Linked DNA regions of Homo sapiens: region 2 is linked to region 1. Evidence: chromatin loops called from intact Hi-C (ENCODE). Cell type or tissue: gastrocnemius medialis. All regions are shown on one strand.

What was found. Hi-C counts contacts between places; a loop is a spot of excess contacts. Peaks named below come from ENCODE experiments on the same cell type or tissue, not always from the same donor. Only the 100,000 strongest peaks of a DNase experiment are listed, where the experiment ranks them.
Region 2: a loop joins it to region 1, with 6 times the contacts of the local background. A loop is called at or near these places in 4 of 110 quality-filtered maps.

Annotation. Positions count from the first base shown.
Region 1 is chr10:75,107,443-75,109,942 of GRCh38, forward strand. It overlaps DUSP13A (dual specificity phosphatase 13A), which reads right to left and starts at 1,715. Exons shown (of 3, transcript NM_001007271.3): 1 at 1,567-1,715; 2 at 550-767. The coding sequence starts at 1,715. It also overlaps a transcript of DUSP13B not described here and a transcript of SAMD8 not described here. In gastrocnemius medialis, a CTCF peak has its summit at 1,397 (motif pointing left); DNase peaks (open chromatin) are centred at 99, 1,079, 1,379, 1,799 and 1 weaker place; H3K4me3 peaks cover 2,094 bases; H3K27ac peaks cover 2,500 bases.
Region 2 is chr10:74,888,198-74,890,697 of GRCh38, forward strand. All of the region lies in intron 3 of KAT6B (lysine acetyltransferase 6B), which reads left to right. Among named protein-coding and RNA genes, the nearest start is that of KAT6B, 63 kb to the left of the region's middle. In gastrocnemius medialis, a CTCF peak has its summit at 1,367 (motif pointing right); no DNase peak of the experiment used is centred here; H3K27ac peaks cover 1,684 bases.

The DNA.
Region 1 (2,500 bases):
TCTGCTGTTTGGGAGAAATGGCTTTCAGCCTCAGGGTTGCTCCTAACTCATGGCATGACCTTGTATTCCAGGCCTCAGTTTCCCCATCTGGGAAGGAATCGGGTTCGACAAAATGCTGGAGCACTAAGCAGAGGACTTTTTTTTGGCGGGGGGGGATGGAGTTTCGCCCTTTTGCCCAGGCTAGAGTGAAGTGGCATGATCTCGGCTCACTGCAACCTCCGCCCCCCATGTTCAAGCAATTCTCCTGCCTCAGCCTCCAGAGTAGCTGAGATTATAGGTGGGTGCCACCATGCCCGGCTAATATTTGTATTTTTAGTAGAGACGAGGTTTCACCGTGTTGGCCAGGCTGGTCTTGAACTCCTGACCTCAGGCGATCCACCCACCTCGGCCTCCCAAAGTGCTAGGATTACAAGCATGAGCCACCACACACGGCCTAAGCAGAGGATTTTTAAAAAGCAGGGATGGGAGGGCACTGATGACTGAGAGGAAATGAGGCATCCTCCCCATGAATGAGCAAGATGGGATATGGGCTTGGACCCCAAGTCCTACCCCCAGGCGTGTTGAGGGCACGGTGGATGAAGTCAGCCGCAGAGGAGAAGTAGGCACTGATGTCAAAATCAGGGAGGTCGTGGGCTGGCACCCCCAGGTAGCTCACACTGCTGCCGTAGAAGTCAGGGCCGCCCTGACAGTAGAGGCCCTTGTGGGCGGCGTTCAGCACGTGGGTGATGCCCAGCTTCCACAGCTCAAAGCGGTTGTTTGCCGTGGCCCTGGGGAGGGCAGGAAGGGCACTTGATGCCGGCCAAGCCATGGGACCAGGAGGGAGGCTGTGCCTGGCCCCCTGCTGCAGAGGGACCGAGCCATTAGGGTCCAAAGAGAGTCCAACCCCAGCAAGCTCCAAGTGGGGTCTGACTCCACAGCCCTATACCCAGAGCCCCGCACTTTCTGGTGGCTGAGCCGGCGGTGTGTGTGTCGGGGGATCTTTAGACCCTCTTTGCTTCCTCAATGCATCTGTCCCTGCCTTGGCCAGGACAGGAAGGAAGGGATTGCTTCAGCCCTGGAACCTGGCTGCCCCTCCCTTCTTGCCCCATGTCCTCCCACGCATATCCGTCCTCTACTGGCTACCACCTCATACCTGCTTCTAACCTACAAATGTTTAGAGGCAACACCTTCTCTGATTCACCTTCAGTCAGGCTTCTCCACCGTCTGTATCCAGAGGAGGGAGGCTGGGCCCAGAAACAGGGGGCTCTCTGTCTACCTTATCTCATGCCCCAAATACTATTTCCTGGGCCTCTGCCTCTACACTTGACAGTTGTCCTGGAAATGTTTCCTGGAACTCCTGGGAGACTCCCTGCTTTCAGGCAGGCGAAGTCCCTGCTCTCCCTGGTGGCCATACCTGGTCACTGCACTGACCTCAGCACCCCCGGGGGTCCTGGAGAAGGTCCCTGGCCTGGGATGGTCAGAGCAGAGCTATTTCTCCTTGTTTCCACCCTCCTGTGTCTGGTAAAGCGACCAAGAACTGCCTCTCCACGTCCCCACCCCCATGCCCCTTGGCCAGCTACCACTCACGCATCTCCTATGAAAAGGTTGGGCCAAACTTCGTCCACACGGCTGCAAGAAGACTTCCCTGCCCGCAGGAGCTCCTCCAGCTCCAGGATGCTGGGGCAAGGCGTGGCTTTGTCCTCTCCCCCCAGCTCTGGGAGAGAGGTCTCAGCCATGGGCCAGCCCGCCCACCCCTCTGCCTCTGTGGTCACTCCTCTCTGCCTCTCCAGTGTCATTTCTCCTTCCCAGAGATTGACAGGGACAGGTGACAGAAGCAAGTGACTCAGCAAGTCACAGGGGCCTCTGGAGTGGACAAGACCTTTTCCTCCCCAAGCCTCCCCCCACCCCCAAACTCCATGAGAACACAGAATCAGAGAGACCTCTGCAAGTCAGCTACCACCCTGAACCTCAGTTTCTTCATCTGTAAAGTAAGGATAATCACACCTACCTCAGAGAATTTGAGGATTAGATGAAACAAAGGACATGCTGGGTCTGACACATAGTAGGTGCTTAGAAACATCTGTGGAATTAGTAGATGTAGAGCCCTGCCTAAGGCTATTAGGTTCTGAGGACTGAGTTAAAGTAGAGATCCAGGGTGCAGAGGAGGTGGCTGGTTCCAAGGATGAATGATAGAAAGAACTGAAAGAAGTGTACAGTCTAGGTGGGCCACAAATTGGGCAGGAGCTGGATTGGATGTCTGTTGGATGAGTCTCTGAATTACGGAGGTCAGGGACAGTTTTCTGAGTTGTAGAGTCAGAGAAATATGGGTAAGAGACATGGAGAGCTTCCTTTAAAGGGTGCCCACAAGATTCATGGGGGGAGGGGGAAGGTGTTTTTTTTTGTTTTGTTTTGTTTAGACAGGGTCTCACTCTGTCACCCAGGCTGGAGTGCAGTGGCATCATCTTGGCTCACTGCCACTACCACCTCCCAGGTTCAAGTGATTCTCCTGCTTTAGCTTCCT
Region 2 (2,500 bases), 220 kb before region 1:
AAAGTATTACGTACATGTAAGTAATCTTGGGTATAGCTGGGAAGTGATGAATAAATTTGACCATTAAAAGATTGTAATGTCTGTATCACCAAAGACAAAATCACAAATATAATTAAAAAACAAATAACAGACTAGGAGAAAATAGACCATGTGCAATACACAAAGGATAAATACAGAGTATATAAAGAAGCTTCTGCATATTAATAAGAAAACACTAGAATAAATGGGCAAAAGATATAAAAAGGCATTGACAGAAAGGGAACAAATGGCCAATAAATACAAAGAGATGCTTAACTTCATTAATAATTAGTGAATTACACATTAAAGCAACTAGATATGATTTTATCCCATCAGATTGGCAGAAATTAAAGAGAATAATATTCTTTGGCGGCAATGAGAAAAAATGGGTGTACTTTCATATTCTGAGCATATAAATTGTTCAGACCTTTTTGGAGAAGGTAGTTTGGCTGTATCTTTGAAAATAAAATCACATACTTTTAATTTGGTAATTTTGTGTCTAGTGAAATACACCTGAACACATGCTCATTCCAGCACTGGAATGGTGAAATATTGGAATGATTAAATGTACAGTGGTACAGCCAGCATATAGAATGCGATACCTAAAAAGTGTGTAAGAGTGTGGTATAGATCTTTATGCAGCTGATGTGGGAGGCTCTCTCAGATACGTTTTTAGTGAGAAAAAATATAAAATTATTACATTTATATTTGTAAACCTCAAAATTTATATGTATTTGTAAATTCTAAAACATGCTTTTCAGATTTTTTAACATTTCTGAAATCAGCGTATCTAACAATTGGTGACATAGTTTACTAATTTAAACTCTTGGTGAAGCATAGTGCACATTACAAGTGATAAGATCTTAGATTTGATGAAGGATGATATGTAAATACGTGGATAAAGGACTCTAAGACAGACATGGGACGAGATTGAGGAAGTGTCAGTGGAGACTTTGTCTGTGTCATCTATGTTGTCAAATTTTTTTTACAGTGAAATTATATTCCATTATTGTGTAACGAAAAATTTTAAAAATACATATTTATATTTTTTAGACAAGATATAATTTTAGACAAGATAAGGTTGCCTGGATGTCTCTGATGTCTGATCCATTTCTCTACTTGGGTGATTATGCTTGATATTCAGCTTTGAGAACTTTAAGGCCTGGATGGTTGATAGAGCGTTCAGCTTCATTAAGAAGTTAAGTAGCTGTGAAGATTCAGTGGGAGAGAATTGAGAACTGAGGTCCAAGAGAAGGGAGGAGCCGAACTCCAGAATTCAGGGCCAGTTGCCTCATGGGGACCTTTGCATCTGTGTAAAGAGGTTGAAATTCTCTCCCCACAAGGTGGTGCCAGGCTTTTTATACTGGACTGGGCATACCCTGGAGCAAGGCTCAGTGGATGGGAGGCAGAAAATAGATCAAATCAAGGAGCCTTATCCAATGTCATTGAAAGGAAAATTCATTGTTTTGGGAGAGAGCTAAGCCCTAGTGGGAAAGAGCCAAAGGAATAAATGGGCTTTTAAATCTGAGGAATTTACACAAGGCAGGCAGGAGATGACCTGCCATAGGTTGGAGGCAGGCTCTGCTTGGATCCTGTGTAAACAGGGCATAGTGTGAGTGTCTCCCCATAAGTAAAAGCTGTGTTGTGAAGATGAACTCACAGTTTAGTAGTGACTTTTTGACCAAAGATGACTCTTCAAGAAGGGATAAGGTGTATGGAGTATAGCTCATTGCCAGGACTGTGGGAGGCAGAGGAAGGAGAGGACACTTGGCCAAGATGCCATTTGAGCTGGTCACTGTAGGAAAGGGAGAATTTGGACATGTAATTTTTTTTTTTTTTTTAAGACAGAGTCTCACTCTGTCACCCAGGCTGGAGTGCAGTGGTGTAGTCTTGGCTCACCACAACCTCTGCCTCCTGAGTTCAAGTGATTCTCCTGCCTCAGCCTCCCCAGTAGCTGGGACTACAGGCACATGCCAGCTGCCTGGCTCATTTTGTATTTTTAGTAGAGATGGGGTTTCGCCATGTTGCCCAGGCTAGTCTTGAACTCCTGACCTCAAGTGATCTGGCCTGGACATGTAATTTTTAAGGAGATATTCAGAAGAAAAGGGAGGTGAGCCCACCATTTACAAATGCACACAGGAGGCCGGGTGTGGTGGCTCACACTTGTAATCCCATTACTTTGGGAGGCTGAGGCAGGCAGATTGCTTGAGGCTAGGAGTTTGAGACCAGCCTGGCCAACAATGCAAAATCCCGTCCGTACTAATAATATAAAAAATTAGCCGGGCCACTGCACTCCAGCCTGAGTGACAGAGCAAGACTCCGTCTCAAAACAAACAAACAAACAAACAAAAATACACACAGGAGAATGTGAGGAGCTGAGTAGTACAGTTTTCTCGGAGTACACGTCTATTAAAGGGAAGCAGTAGGAAGTAAAATAGAAAAAGGTAGGCTAGGGCCGGACCATGAAGAGCTGAGAATGCCA